2 separate regions of the Homo sapiens genome follow, and region 1 is linked to region 2. A link is a loop called in an ENCODE intact Hi-C map of the cell type or tissue named here. Cell type or tissue: heart right ventricle. All regions are shown on one strand. Each heading gives the region's core, and the rest is flanking DNA. Links, peaks and the distances in the headings are about the cores only.

The links. A loop is a pair of places that touch in the nucleus more often than their neighbours do. Peaks named below come from ENCODE experiments on the same cell type or tissue, not always from the same donor. Only the 100,000 strongest peaks of a DNase experiment are listed, where the experiment ranks them.
Region 1: it touches region 2 in a loop (2.2-fold over the local background); 15 of 110 quality-filtered maps call a loop at or near these places.

What each region holds. Positions count from the first base shown.
Region 1 is chr7:50,767,543-50,775,869 of GRCh38, forward strand. The region is part of intron 2 of GRB10 (growth factor receptor bound protein 10); the gene reads right to left. Among named protein-coding and RNA genes, the nearest start is that of GRB10, 11 kb to the right of the region's middle. RefSeq lists enhancers at 1,321-1,900, 1,901-2,481. In heart right ventricle, for the core only: no CTCF peak of the experiment used is centred there; a DNase peak (open chromatin) is centred at 3,757; H3K27ac peaks cover 1,374 bases.
Region 2 is chr7:50,716,657-50,724,983 of GRCh38, forward strand. The region is part of intron 4 of GRB10 (growth factor receptor bound protein 10); the gene reads right to left. Among named protein-coding and RNA genes, the nearest start is that of GRB10, 62 kb to the right of the region's middle. In heart right ventricle, for the core only: a CTCF peak has its summit at 1,812; DNase peaks (open chromatin) are centred at 1,815, 3,855 and 5,155; H3K27ac peaks cover 1,756 bases.

The sequences.
Region 1 (8,327 bases), core at 206-8,205, 51 kb after region 2:
GCCCACTTTGAGGCCCACATCCACCCATCGCACTCTTGAGTCACAGTATGGCAGCCCCCATGCCATACCCTCCATACCTACAAGAGTCCCTGCGGCTCCTGGCCAGCAGGGGGTACATTTCAGCTCCCAACCCATCCTTGGGGACCCAAAGACAGTTCTTACATCGTCCTATCCAGGTATCTTTCTTAAATCAGACCCAGCAGTGAGCCACTAGGCCCGCCATGTTGGGGACCCTGACTGTGTCCTACACTGGGCTGCTCACACCTCGTTCACAGACATGACCCATCTACCACTTTGCTCCTGTGTTGCAATCGAGAAGCCCAAGCTGTGCCTCTCAATGACCTGTTCTGCCTTCCTGGAACTGGGGAGACCAGTTGAGGAAGCAGCAGAAACCCATGATGCTCTCCAAAGCTGGTTCCTTCTCTGTGCAGAGGGCCTCAGGTAATCATCTGCCTCCTACACTGGGGTTCTGAGTGAGAGCTCAGCATTCTGCTTCCCAAAAATACCTACCCAGCAGCCCTATGGTGCTGCCCAGCTGGGTCCGCTCAAACCTCTCCCAACACCCCCAGCTCCACTCCATCATTGACACCTCTCAGGCCTGCAGCCACCTAGACACAGCCTCAGCTCCCATGACCTGGCGACAAACTGTGCAACGATAAAGGCAAACCCTGAGTGGTGCCTTAGCTAAAGAAAGTAAACAACCTGTAATTTGGCAAATAATTTAGAAAAATCGATGCAGGAAGCTCAAATACCAGATTCTGCACTAATTCTCTTTTTACCTGGCTCTTGTAACTTGGGTAGAAAAGTTTAAGACTCCATTGCTACCTCCTTCAATCCCCAAATTAAGACTTCAATTGCCCTAATAAGGCCTTCATAAACCCCCAGGTTCATTGTGGTCAGCTGGGAGTTCTGTTTTCACTTCCTTTATAATCACCTCTATGTTTCCCCTTAGTCCTGAAATTCAGTATTCTTTCATTAATTCACTCAGTACACACTTACCATGTCATCACTATGTTCTCAATCTTAGCATTGTCACTTACAGAGCCACCTCCAACATGCTCCCTAATCTGGTTTCTGTAGGTCTGTGAATGCAAGATGCCAAAAGTGCAACCAAACTTCACCCATTGGTCAAGATCGTAGAATGATGATCTCAACAGAAGCAGCTTGTGGCAAGCATGACCGACCATTGCTTTTATCAGTTCTGCAAAAGCTGCATGCAAGGATTCTGGAGGAGCTTGTTCACAAGTGTCTGAAAGGGGGCCCTCAGCTGTTGATGAGGCCCACAGGGAACCGCCCTCCACAGTTGGTAACTTTAGTTCTAGCTATTCTCAAATCATTGGCCAAAGAACAGCTCCTCCTTTTCTATTTCAGGACGTTTACTTCTTGGAACAGAGGCAAAGCCAAAGGGAGAAAAGTGGAGCCCCATTCACTGGGCTGATGAACAGAAAGCTACCCGGGACCACAGACACGACTGGTATGCAGGCAAATCATTCTGATGCCCACCTCTGAACTCAGGGGAATCCATCTTAAAGCATCCACTACTCCCCATGAGAATGGAGTCCCCATGATGAGGCTGTGTTCTAATCAAAGCTAATTCAAACTTCCTTCACTCCATCAAAATCCACTCTTAGCATTTCATTACACATCCTCCTCTCCGCAATTTGAGCCATTGAAAGAGTCACAACAATCGAATTTCAAACTGTCTCCTGTTAACATTACTAAGTTTCCTCTGAATCTTTTTAGAATTCCATTGTCCTCCACTGTTGTGATGCTAAGTAGTCAGGAATCTGACCAGAGCCATGGAGCCACACAGGAGGTCGGGCTTCCCAGGAGGAAAGAGAGTCCTGGGACCCGAGAAAGAACCTGTCCTTCATATCCACCAAAACCACCTGCTTAGCTTCTCTTGGCAAATATAGATCAGGTCCTCTTCACTTCCCCCATCCTTCCTGACAGAGGAAAATGGGTCCACGGTCATGAATGTCTCACCCTCCCTCCAAGGCTGCCCTTCTACAAAGTCAGCTCATGGCCAGTTTTGTGCACCCTGTACCCCATGGTTCAGGGGTCTCTGAGCACCACACTAAGGACCTTTGTGCTTCAGGAGGTGGTGAGACTCACAGGGCCTCTGACAGGGCACAACACAGCCACATCTGTGTGTGTACTCAAAGACTGTCAGCCTGCAACAGCAGTGGGGAGGAAGAGAATGCAGATCCCTGCTTTCTCTGCAACACCCTTCTCTCCTCAGCTCCTTTACATGTCAGGTAAAAAAAAAAAGCCAGCCTTCTTATTCTCCCGTTGCTGTCGATTAACACTCCTTTGTTCCAAGGCACTCTCGGGTGGATGATCGAATGACGTTGGTATCACAGTTTCTTTTACAAACCTTCAGTCTTCCCCCCAGTAAAGGTGACCTGAGGATAGAAACGGTCGTATATACCTGGGCAGCCAACACAGGACACATCACACTGGCTCAACAAACACTGGGGGAAGAGACAGAGAGACAGCTGCCTATGCTTGTGCATCACAGCCCCCACACTCAAGCTGTGCCAAGCTTCCCAAGAGTCCCTCAAATGCTGCTGCCCTGCCTGGTCCCAGGCTCTCTAGACTCAGGCGACTGAAGCTAATCACTTCATCTAGTTCCATCAAGGTGGTATGCAGCATCTAGCATTACCACTTCCAGGCTGCATCCACGTTTTAACACAAAAAGGGATAAAATTTTTCTAGAAGACTGAAGAAGTAAGTTCCCTCATTTGGCACATAATAGTTACGGACCAAGTATCCTCAAGATCTCTCTGAGGCCTAAGCTGCTGAGTTTCTGATTCAAACAACAGACACAAGAGAACAAGCAGAGGAACTGGTGGTTCCCAAGCATCTATCTGAATTCAGTGAGGGGGTGTTGCAGCCCCTGGCCTCCAAGGTCTCTGCCTAAATCCCCACACCTGTGCTTCCACCTGTGGTAGCCTCTCACATGGTACCCTGGTATGAGTGACCTCACCCCTATGGCAAGACCTCCAGGAGTGGTAAAGCCAAAATTATCTTCAAGATAGTAAGATACGATGTGTCCTTGTCCCTTGCATTCCGTCGCGAATGCACAGCGGAGTTTTCTAGAGGCCAAATAGCATAAGACTGATTGCAGGTGGCAGGGGGATGGGGGGATCCAACTACCTTCTCTTAAAGCAGACATTAAAGGGATTTAAAAAGTACAAAACAATGACACTCTTCCCATTTTTTTTGTTTTTGAAAATACAGCTTTTTTCCATAAAAGATGTTATGTTTACATATAATGGGTGAATATTCTTTTTACATGGAGAAAAAATATTTTTTAAATGCCTGTCAATTCCTAAAATAGTAAATTTCAATATATACAGCCACATAACCACAGCTCTTTGGGGCCTTCAGTAATTTTTAACAGTGTCAAGGCGCCCTAGGACCCAGCCCTGGGGGTGCTCCCCTGGGAATCTCAGCCCTGCCCAGCACCCAGGACTTCAATGTGCCCTGTGGAACAGTCTGACAGAAGCCAAACCTCCACCCCTAGACATGGAACTGCTGCCCAGTGAAACTCTGCAAAGAATCTTAGTTTTTATGGAGTAAGAGTCCATGGAGACTTCTTCATTCAGAAAGATTTTCTTAAAAACAATATTGAATTTGAGACCTGGCCACACAAATGAACATCACTGGCCAGAAACCATGTGCTACTCAGCCTGCTCCACACAATCAGCAGGACATTCCATTCCGGTCCACTCCACCAGTCTACTCCTCCAGGGCCAGTTTGAAGTAGGGGGTCCCAGAGGGTCACTGCCTTTGAAAAGTGGCTCAACTGTTCTCCCCAAAGGTTTGTCCTGCTTGTTGATTCTGGCAAGATGCATAGCTCCAGGTCATTTAGAATGTTCCTCCCCTGCCTCCTGCATAAGCCACACGAACAGCGAGAGTCAGAAGGAAAATGTCATATGTCCAGTATTTCCAGTTCAAAGTACAGCCAGCAGGACGGACTGCCCCCCTGGGGTTGCCAACACTCACAGGTGGCCAGAGCTTCACCATCTGCCCTCTCCCTGTGTTAAAACAGGAGCCAAAACTAAACAGCACACATCAGCGCCCAAGATTCGTGCTACTCTCAACTGATACTGCTCTTGGCTATCTGTGCCATTTTGTTTAAACTGGTAGAAGAGACCAGAACCCGCAGCCCAGTAGGAATGAACCCCAGGCCTCCCCACAGCTTCAGGGCAACGTCCTCCTCTCTCTGCCTGCTGCAGGATTACCACTCTCAGGATTCAGCACAATGCTTAACAAGAGGAAAGAGGATCTATTTCTGACCTGGCAACATGAGACTTACTCTTCTAAACGGGGCATGGGCCTTCATCATATCTATTGTTTCAACTCATGAGTCAGGATATTACAAAGGTAGAAAGTTCTTACCTGTAGGAAGCCAAAATCCACCCTGAAAAGTCATTACAAAGCCAACCTCACTTGAATGGCACATGTGTCCCCTAAACCTGGTACTGAAGTACAAGAGGCGAAGTGAAATTGTGATGCGGATGTGGATCTATTCAGGCGACCTCCTTCAACACCACCACGGCCCTATGGTCTCAATCATTTTAAGACAAAAAGGGAAAAAAGTTGTGAGAACCTTGGTATAAGAACCCCCCTTGCCTCTGAAAGACACTCAAAACCTAAGGCATTTGCTGTAACCCTCAAGACCACAAAATGGCCACTAGGTCTGGAAAGAAAGGTGAACTGACGCCACACTATAACATAAAACAAAATCATGTTACTTGTGTCTCCCAACTCCCCAGCCACCTCGTTCTGGTCTTCTAGACCACATTCTCGATGCAAGAGTCCCAGGACAGTCAAAGAATACAGAATCATTCCCGAAACATTCCACCAAGGCAAGGGAATTAAATATCTGTTAATGTCTGTTATAAATTCCACAGCAAACATCATACTCAATGGCGAAATAGTGAAAGCTTTTCCCCAAAGAGTGGAAACAAGACAGAATTCTTGCTTTTGTCACTTCTACTTAACACAGTATTGGAAGCTCTAGCCAGAGCAATTAAGTAAGAAAAAGAAATGAAAGCCATCCAAATTGGAAAGGAAGAAATAAAATTATCTGTTAAACTCTTAGAAGAAAACATATGCAAAAATCTTTATATGGACATTGGATTTGACAATGACTACTCAGATATGACACCAACAGCACAGGCAACAAAAGAATAAAATAAATGAACTTCATCAAAAATTAAAAATTTTTGTGCGTCATAGGACACTACGAAGACAGTGAAAAGACAGCCTGCAGAAAAGGACAAAACAGTTGCGTATCACATAACTGATAAGAGTATTAATATCTAGAATATATAAATTCCTACAACTGAGTAACAAAAAGCAAATCAAAACCACAATGAGCAATCATCTGATGCCTTGTATTAGTCCGTTTTCATGCTGCTGATAAAGACATATCAGAGAACTGGGCAATTTACAAAAGAAAGAAGTTTAATGGACTCATATTTCCACGTGGCTGAGGAGGCCTCAAAATCATGACAGAAGGTGAAAGGCATGTCTCACATGGTGGCAGACAAGAGAAGAGAACTTGTGCAGAGAAACTCCCCTTTATAAAACCATCAGATCTCATGAGACTTATTCACTATCACTAGAATAGCATGGGAAAGACCCAACCCCGTGATTCAATTACCTCCCACCAGGTCCCTCCCATAGCATGTGGAAATTATGGGAGCTACAATTCAAGATGAGATTTGGGACACAGCCAAACGATGTAACACCTATTAGGACAGCTATAAGGAAAGAAAGGGGAAGGGGAAGGGGAAGAAAGGCAAGGGAAGAGGAAGCGGAATGGGAAGGGAAGGGGAAGGGAAGGGGAAGGGGAAGGGGACGGGGAAGGGAAGGGGAAGGGGAGAAAGGGGAAGGGAGGGGAGGGGAAGGCAGGGGAGGGGAAGGCAGGGGAGGGGAGGGGAGGGGAGGGGAGAGGAGAGGAGAGGAGAGGACAGGAAACGAAAAATGCCAAGTGTTGGCAAGAATGTGGAGAAACTGAAACCCTTGTGCATTATTATTGGGAATGTAAAATGGTGCAGCTGCTCTAGAAAACAGTTTGGCAGTTCCTCAAAAAGCTAAGCATAGAATTACCATATAATGAAGCAATTATAATCTAGACATATATACAAAAACATGGAAAGCAAGTACTCAAAGATAGTTATACACCAATGTTTACAGAAGCATTATTCACAATACCCAAAAGGTAGAAACATAAATGTCCATCAACAGTTGAATAAACAAAAAGTAGTATATACATACAAGGGAATTTATTTGTTTGTTTATTTATTTATTTATTTTGAGACGAAGTCTCGCTCTATCACCCAGGCTGGAGTGCAGTGGCGTGATCTCAGCTCACTGCAAGCTCCGCCTCCCGGGTTCATGCCATTCTCCTGCCTCAACCTCCCAAGCAGCTGGGACTACACATACAAGGGAATATTATTCAGCCATAAAAAGGAATGAAGTACTAATGCATGCTACAACATAGATTAACCATGAAAACATTATGCTAAGTGAAAGAAGACACTCACAAAAACCACAGACGATTCTATTCACATGAAATGTCCTGGACAGGGAAATCTATGCAGACAGAAAGTAGAGTTCCTTAGGGTTGGGAAAGCAGGGGGAGCAATGGGATGGCAGGGAGTGGGGGTATGATAGCTAAAGGGTGCAGGGTCTCTTTTTGTTCTAAAATTGACTATGGTGGCGGTTGCACATAGCTGTGAATATATTAATTGAACACTATATACAATGTATGTGTGTGTGTTTATTCATTTCTGCAGTTATAACAAAATACTTGAGACTGGATAACTTATAAAGAACAAAATCTATTTCTCACAGTTCTAGAAGCTGGGAAGTTCAAGATCAAGATGCCAGCACTTGGTGTCTGGTGAGGGCCTTCTTGCTGTGCCCTCACATGGCAGAATGCAGAAGTGCAAAAAGGGGATCCTAGCTAGTTCTCTCCAGCCCTTTGATGGGGGCAAGAATCCATTCATGGGACTGGAGCCCTCATGACCTTATCACTTCCCAAAAGCCATACCTCTTAATAGAGTTGCGTTGGGGAAGTGATAAGGCCATAAGGAGACACAAACATTCAAACCATGGCATTCCACCCCAAGTCCCCCAAATTTATGTCTTTCTCACATACAAAATACATTCATTCCATCCCAATAGCCCCAATGTCTTATCTCAGGCCAGGATCAATTCAAAAGTCTGAAGTCTAAAATTTCATCTAAATCAGACATGTGAGACTCAAAGATGTGTTTCAACCTGAGGCAAAGTACTTCAGACTTCAGCAGTGGCTCACTCCTGTAATCTCAGCACTGTCGGAGGTTGAGGCGGCCGGACTTCTTGAGCCCAGGAGGTCGAGACCAGCCTGGGCAACATGGCAAAACCCCATCTCTAATACCAAAAACAAAACAAAACAAAAAAAAAAACTAGCTGGGCGTGATGGCACACGCCTGTAGTCCCAGCTACTCAGCAGGCTGAAGTGGGAAGATAGCTTGAGCCCAGGAGGCAGAGGTTGCAGTGAGCCGAGATCACACCACTGTACTCCAGCCTGAATGACACAGTGAGATCCTGTCTCCAAAAAAAAAAAACAAAAAAAAACAGTGGAACAGACAAAGAACAGACATTCCCATTACAAAAGGGAGAAATAGGAAAGAAAAAAGAGGTAACATTTCCCAACCAAATCCAAAACCAAACAGGACAAACATTAAATCAATGGTAAGGCTGGAGAATAAATCTTTGGTTCCATGTCCTGCCTTCCAGACACAATGGGGCAGGAGTTGGGTTCCCAAGGACCTGGGCAGCCCTGCAGCCAACTGCTGGGCACAGCCCTCATAGCAGCTCTCACAGGTTGCAGTTGGGTACCTGCAGCTCTCCCAGGCTGGCACTACACACGGGTAACTCTACAGTTACAGGCTCTCGAGGGCAGCCCCACCCCCACAGCTCCATTAGGCATTGTCCTTGTGGGAGCTCGCTAGTGTGCCCCCAGCCTCAAGACTCTGCTGGACATTGCCCTAGTGGGGGCTCTTTTTGGCACTCCTGCCCCATGGCTCTATTAGGCATTATCCTAGCAGGGAGTCTCTGCAGCAGACCTATCCTGCAGCAATTCTCTGTCTGAGCCCAAGACTCTCTGAGGCATCCTTTCAAATCTAGGTGAAGGTAGCCATGCATCCACAGCTCTTGCACTCTGCATACTTGCAGACTTAGCGCCATGTGGATGCCACCTAGGCTTATGCCCTGTGCCTTCCACAGCAATGGAACTAGCTGCACTTGAGCCCCCTTGAGCT
Region 2 (8,327 bases), core at 219-8,218:
TGAAAAATGCAACACAGGAGATGAAAAATATGTGGGCAGGATTAACCAGACATTGGACACCACGCTTCTCTCCCCTCCCTCCATCCCCAGTGACCAATCTCCAAAGACACACTGTGAGGCTCCCTCGCCCAACGGCTGGCGTGGTCTGGAGAGGTCTAGGGTAGGAGCACCCTATGAAGACATAGTAATAGAAACTATCCAGAATGGCACACAGAGAGAAAAGGAAGATGGAAAAGATTACGATAAACTACCTCCAAATGATGAGGCCAGATGAGGGGAGGGAGGAAGGAGCTCAGGTTTGGGGCCAGAGAAAATAAAGGCTGCAGCCAGCACTTTCTGCATTCCCGCTATTTGGCCGGGCTGGATAAGTCAACCAAAGTTTCTGAGCCTCACTTTTATTGTAGGCAAATTTGGATCATACCCATTTCAAAAAGTTTGGTAGGAAAACTGAGTGAGATGAGGTATACAAAGTCCTGTCACAAAACACATGCTAGCTCCCTTCTCAAACTCCAAGGAGACAGTCTCCCACTTTGTGGCAGCCTAACAACTGCAAGGGGGTATCAAGGACAGAAACACAGAAAGTCTTCACCATTCCTTCCACTCAGAGGTGAACCTACTCTTACGTACTTGAAAAGCAGTTATAAGCACAATAGTCTGGTTACTGCTCCAGCTTCAACAAACAGCAAGGGAGTCAGGGGCAACTGGGCTCCACCACAGGAAGCAGTTGCCAGGCCATGTGCTCCTAATGCTGCCACCGCAAGGAGAGACACTCACTCACATGAGAAGCTTGAAGAGTGTGTGTGTGTGTGTGCATGCGCATGCGTCACAGTCACATATATATGTATATATACATAAATATGAAATTTGAACCATGTGTGGAAACACAAGTAATACAAACTTAAAATGTACACAGATACAGGTAATCTACAGATATGACAACAGGCCCCTCCTTATCCACCACTGAAGCTACAAAACATTTCTTTACCTAAACACTTTCTCCCTAAGTTAGGAACCTCGTTCATTATCAGTAGATCTGAAGACAGCGTATCTTCTCCTGTGTCCATATTATCAACCAGGTGTTTAGATGGAAATTGCTTTTTAGCACCACTTAGCCAAGGCCTCATTCTCTGAAATGAGGTTCTTGGGGTCTCTGGACCCATTGAGGAGCGATGGTCAGATACACAGATCGGTTCACCCTGTGCTGGTACCAGCTCCTGAAGGGACCTACGAGACGCAACCACAAGGCCATGGCCATGCTTTGCTTGACCCCACTCCAGACTGCTCAACATGCAGCAGGCCCAGTTCTGATCCCCCCAGGCAGAGACTCCTCTGTCACTCCAGGGAGTCCAAAGGGCCCTGGGCGCCCAGCAAAGGGAGGAGGCCAGGGACTCAGTCGGCCCAGACAATTCCAGCCCACTGACTAAGTGCCAGGACAAAGAGGGGACAGGGGATTCCCAAGGCAAGATCCGGAGGCTTGCGGAACTGTGTCCAGCAGGAAGGAAGAAAGGGAAGGGGATCCAAGCTCCCTCAAATCAAGAAGCCCAGTGCCCAGTTCAAGGGAGAATTAACAGAGAGAGGGGAGGCCAGTTTGGGGAATGGGAAAATGAGTTTGGTTTGAAATGTCCTTCTTCTGAAATGCTGGCATTACCTTCACCTCCCTGAATGCCAGTCAGCCATCTGCATGGGTTAGTTACCCATGCAGAAATCAGTCAGCCTCCAACTCCTCCTTATCCACCTATGAACTGCTTACTGATCCTGATTATTTTGCCTTCTACATCCACTTCCACCCACACTTTCTTCTCACGGCCACTGCGGCGCCCTCGGCTCAGGCTGCTCACTGCTGCTTCCTGAGCACACTGACTGAGATCAGTGAGAGCTCACTCTCACACGAGGATCCCAGAGTATAGAACTCAGGGACTCTCCAGCCTGGGTCTTAAACCCGCACTCTACATCTAATATTTCAGTTTTTGAGGACCACAGATCTAACTTTACTCCAAAGTAATTTGTACATTAAGGGCAGGTTTCAAAAACACATTAACACCCAGTTCACCAGGAGCCCAACGTTAAGTCCCGTGCATACTGAAATTGTAACCGTCGAAACCCTGAGAGCAGAGGTTGCCATTCACAGCTCTCAGGGTCAAGAGCGCTTAAGCAGCAAGAGGGGTCCTGCAATTACTGTCCAATGTCTAAGCTTGTTGAACCCCTCAAAATCTTTACCCAAGGGTGACACAGTCATGGATAACCAATCACAGAGTTTCAGAGACTTGGAGTATCCAACCTCTTGGTCACCCAAGCAGAAGAAAAATATAGTCAATCTTCAGAGAGGCTGATCCATTCAACAAATATTTACCAAGCAATTACTCTATGCCCAGCACATGAGTGTTTAAAGCAACAATCCTGCCCTATGGAGTTTGTATTTTATCTAAAGAAAACAAGTAGTGAGCAATAAACACACCATTTACTTGTTATAATCTGAGAATGCAGTGCTATGGAATAAAAGAACAGAACAGAGCTGGATAAACGGGGCGGAGACTGCAATTTACACAGAACACAAGGGAAGGCCTCACTGAAAAGGGGTCCAAAAGTGAAGACTGCAAGGAGGAAGGGCCAGGCCCACAGGTGTCCTGTGACACCTACATGAAGGAGGAAAACAAGGCAAAAGAATATCACTGCAGGCAGAGACAGAAGGCCCTGCAAAGGGAATTCATCTTAAGAGTGACCATCCTTTGAAGCTGGAAGCCATCATTCTCAGCAAACTAACACAGGAACAGAAAACCAAACACTGCATGTTCTCACTCATAAGCGGCAGTTGAACAATGAGAACACGTGGACACAGGGAGGGGCACATCATACACTGGGGCCTGTCGGGGGTAGGGGGCGAGGGGAGGGAGAGCATTAGGACAAATACCTAATGCATGGGGGGCTTAAAAACCTAGATGATGGGTTGATAGGTGCAGCAAACCACCATGGCACATGTATACCTATGTAACAAACCTGCACGTTCTGCACATATATCCCAAAATTTAAAGTAAAATTTAAAAAATAAAAAAAAAGAGTAACCATCTTTAACAATTACACGGATGCCACTTTCTCCATGAAATAAATGCTACAACCAGCTCCTTACATTTCCACTACACTTTGGAATTTCCTACCAAGAATGACAAGTTTTGTTTTTCCTGTGAGTTTACTCCTTTTATAGGTTTTTTTTTTTCTTAAGTCATACTATCAAGTGATCAAATCCGAGTTCCTGCATGCTACGCAGGATCTCTGGCACCTAGAAATAGCTGGTGGAGACACATTCTTCTGCCCCCCACTCCAGCTGCTGGGAGCGGGGCTGAAATCCTTCACAGAACTTGAATGCCTCTCAACAAACACCAGAGAACCCCTAGCAGAGCTGCAGGCTGAAGCCCATCTTCAGATAAAGAAACACGGTTTCCTACCACTTTTCCAGAAACACTAACAAACACATCAACTAAGTCACAGAAAGTTCAGTAAGAGGAAAAACTAAATACAAGCTAAATATTTACTTTCTTCTTTAAGATCAATGATAGGAAAACCTCACAAAAGTTAAAAATAATGTTAATAATTCATATCACAGTCACTTCGAATACTTTGTTTCTAGTTAAGATGATAATAATAATAAATGTACCAGTAGCCAGTTTCGCAGAGTCTGCTTGAAACACACATAAATATTTAACAGGTTCTGGGGAAACTGCTAAAGTGACAGTATTGACTGCATGATGAAAACTGGATCGCAAACCCTACCTAAGTGACCCCCTTTGTCGAGACTCATAACCGGTGGCAGCAAACACAGGTGATGAGGCCCATCTGACACCAGGCGCCAAAAAGGCCCAGAGAGCAGAGGACAGGCACATCCCGGACGGGGAGCCCAGCACATATGGCAACACTTAAAACCCCAAGGAAAAATAACAGTGAAAGCAAGTCATCCCAACTAAACATGCATGGTACAGGAATATAAAAATATAATTTAAACATAGTTACCACCTTAAAAGACCAGACACTTCAATCAGAAAGTAAGTAAAGAAGCTTATGTTTAAATTACTCTGTATGCTTTTAATAAAAGGAATAATTTTAAGGTTCCTCTCTCTGCCAAAGTACACCATTAAAAAAAAAAAAAAAGTTGCCGTTTCCTAAATTTTCATCAATGTATTTACTGCTTGTTTAAAATAGCATTTTTCTCTGCCTGGCTGTCTAAAGCACGATATTATCCAATAGCTTTTCTCTTCTGCAACTGAGTGAGCAATCACAGAAGCTGCACGGCACCCAAATCCAGTGCAGGAAATTGTCGCAATAAATACCCTCTTCATCCAGGTGCCAGAAAGAAAAGAAAAGAAACGCCCTGCTTCATTGAAAAGTTTCATAAATTGTTAACATGAACACCACATACAGTATTTGCCATATTCAAACAATTTTAACACAGTAAAGGTACCCAAACACGAAACTATTTTAAACTTTCCTGGAGAATACAGTAGTCCCCCCCTTATCCTGGTTTTACTTTCTGCAGCTTCAGTTACCCACAGTCAACTGTGGTCCAAAAATATTAAATGGACAATTCCAGAAATAAATAATTCATCAGTTTCACACTGTGTGGAGGAGAGTGATGAGATCCTGCACCAACCCGCTTTGTCCTGCCCAGGATGCGACTCCTCCCTCTGCCCAGGATGCGACTCCAAGATCCACGCTGCAGGCGCTGCCTGCCCATGAGTCACAGAGGAGCCGTCGCAGTGATCATCAGATCAACTGCCGCGGATCACAGAGCTTGAATTCAAGTAGCCCTTACTATACTGAATAACAGCGCCAAAGTGAAGAGGAACAATGCTGGCCATTTGAGTATGCCAAAGAGAAGCAACTCATGACAAAGTGAGCCCACCCCACCTGCTACCACCTTCTTGCTCTGCTGGCCCAAGCCCCGGTCTGTTAGCTCTTGTCTCTGCCCCTCGTAGGGCTCTGCAGCTTGAGAATTAGGTGTTCTGACCTGGGCTGGGGACGGGGTCTCACCTCACCATGTCACCCATTCCCCACTGGGTAGGGGCCAAACAGAAGGGTGATAGGTCTCCACTCTGTCCTCAAGCAGAATCTGGGGTGGCTGAGGATGGGGGAGGACAGACGACAGCATAAGGAGGGGTCAGGCAGAGGGAGGCCCAGGACTGGCTGCAGGAATGCAAGAGAAGGCTCCATGGGGGTGTGGCAGGGACTGCTGTGGGAAGGGAAGGTGTCTGGGCTGAAGTCCAGGGAAATGGCCCAGGCCAAGAAACGGAAGAAGAAGACAGCGCGTGGAGCGGGGAGAAGGGAGCAGAGCAGTTCAGTATTACTGGTGGCAAAGGAGAGCCCAGGCTGCTGGTAGGGAGGATCAGGCCAAAGACAGGCTGAGGAGGCTGGCCCGGTCACTATGCTACCTCCTATGCCCTCCTCTCCTGTCTCTCCTGCACCCCAGAGGCAGGGTGTACCACGGGCCCAGTAGCTCCCAGCTTCCCAGGCTGTCCCCCACCAGCTGAGCCCCGAACCCTTAACCTGCACCACGCCACAGCCCCTCTGCCCTGCCCACTCTCATGCCCACTCAGGAGGCCAAGGACTGGCCATAAACTTACGTTCAAGGACTTCCTGCAAGGGTCATTCCAAGATCCAAAGCGGCTTCCTAAGGTGATAGAAAGGTCCCCTGGAAGGCCCCAGGGTAACCCCGCCTGGCACCAAAGAAGTGTCAGGGCAAAGATGTTGGATGGCACAGACAGAGCAGCTCTGAGAGCATCTGTAGTCCCATGAGCTTGCAGCAAGGTGGGAAATTCCATGTGTTCGAAGATTTCAAAGCCACAGAAAGCACATTCCCATCTGCCAGGAGAACATAGTTGATGGGGGCACATGGGCAGCAACAGCTTCAAAGCCCTGTGACAAGCACTCAAGAAAGGGGAGTCCAGGGTGAAGAGGTGACAGAACCAGTGATGCGAGCCAGGGTGACAGGGCCCAGAGTGACCGGATGATGGGGGATGGACTATGGGGGAGAATGCCAGGGTGACAAGGTGACAGAGTGATGAGGTGGGGTGACAGGGTACCGCCCCCTCTCCTTCCCCGACATTACTTATACCTGGCCTCCAAACACACAGCTTGTTCTCCATAAAGCCTCTCCTCAGAAGCTGCCCTCAATGTCCTCCTTGGGTAGGGTTATTTTTAATCCCATTTCACCCACCTTAGGTAAAGATAGCGCTCTCAGGATTAAGTTGTTTCTCTAGATGCCCTGGCACTCACCCCTCATACTGCACAAGCTACAAAGGCCACATTTACGCCTTAGAAAGCTGAAAAATCCATATAAGTACCCTGCAAATGCCAAGAACCTGACCTCAAAGACCAATTTAATTGGAATTAACACCTTCACAATGTCGAAAAATAAAATACATTTATATAAAATTTACTTTTCTTTTAGTGAAGTTCTGAAGGGACAAGTAAAGCAAAATATAACCTTATAGCTATTTTTTCACAATACCAAGTAGCTTTTTTTTCTTTAAAAAAAGAGAAAAGTTGCAGTGAAGCAATGATGTCCTTGGCAGTGAAGGACTCAAATTCCAACTCTGTGTCCACAGACAGAGGGGTCAGGTGTTTCCTTATTTAGAGTCATTAAACAACAGGTACAATTCTCCTTCCTCTATTACTTGGGTACATCCTTTAAGCCCCGGCTATGTCTTACACACTTCTGTATTCCCAGAATGGGCAACCACAAAGAAACTGCCAATCATTTCCTCATTGTCCAAAGAACGAAATGTTCTAATGTTGTTTGGTCCCATCTTACAAATTAGCTGGGTTTCAGCTGAGGTCTGGAAATGAAGGATGAACCCCTCAGCCAGTACCCCAGAGCCTGCTAAACCAGAGTCTGGGGGCAAAGGAAGACGATGAAGGGTTTTTAGCGATCCAGCCCCTTGGATCCCAGGAGCAAAGGCCCTGTTCAGGGTTCCAGCGAAGTGCCCCTGGTCAACTGGGATTTCCTAAGGCCCCACTAGTTGGGTGGTCCCTGGAGGCTCTCATTTCATAACAGTGCAGGTATAACTGTCAGCCTCACACGCCTGAAGCGGTACTGGGATTCAAACCTGGGGCCTGCATGCCTCCTGGGCTGGCTCACCTCCCGCTGGCCACATGACCCTCCAAAACGGTGTAGACTCTTGATGGAGAAAAGACTAGAACAGCTGCTCAAGGCAAACAGACATAGGAAGGTGGGAGGTAGGTCACACTGAGAGCTACAGAGGGACCCACAGGCACCCTCCAACCTTCACGCCCTAGTGCAGTGGCAAGGAGCTGGTTAAGGACGGTTAGCAAAAGCACAGCGGAGTCACATCAGGCCTATAGGGAAGAGTGGACAACACAGTGGGAGGGCACAGATGCTGTCCCCCATGATCCGCCACTGGCTGGAGGCAGTGGACTCGCACGTTCCAGCAGCGCCTGAGGAAATCTCACCATGCACAAATGACACACCAAGGCCACAATGGGTCATAAACGCAAAGCTTCAACTTTGCAAACTGGAGCTGCCAAGGACAGAAAAACCACAGGCATGACTGTGATATCCTGAGATAGCCAAGACTAGTGCTTCAGGAGCCACCTGCGGGGAAGAAGCAGTTTTTGCTGTCCCTGTCAACCTGTCAAGCACGGATACTTCACAACTCACATAGCAATGAATTGCCAGAAAGTAAAATAAAACAAAAATACGATACACACCCACATTTTTATTCTTAAGTTCAACATTCAAATTGCTATAAAATCTCTAAACACATTTTCTCAATGTCTCTACTTATCATGAACTGGAAATAAACACGACCTGGGACACAGCAGTGGGTGCATGAAGAGACCTTCCTTCAAAAAAGTCAACATTGTGCTACAATGAGGGATGGGAGGATGGGTCCTGAAGGGAGAGCGTGAGCCGCCCAGCTCTGAGCTGGTCAGTCTCATCTGAAGTGTTGATTAGTTCTGGTCCTTCCCCTTGAAGAGGGCTAGGCAAGACAGGAGAAAGGAAACAGGAAAAAGTGCCACAAACCCCGACAAAGGAAGGATGCCTGAAGGAGCTGGGGGCTGGCTGGGTAATGACACATAACTTCAAACGCAGAGAGACGGAAGTGATTTGCTCTGCGTTACTGACAAGGCCAGAAGGGAGCACAGTCAATGTTACAGGAGGCCCATCTTCTGACCACAGATAAACAGCCTGTCCCTGAGGGTCATGAGTTCCCTTCCCTTTGGTAATCAAGTAATATGACTCTGTGCAAAGAAAACAGTTGAATCAAGGATTCATGCTCCAACCAGGTACGCCATGATGCCTTTCCAAGTCTGCGTGC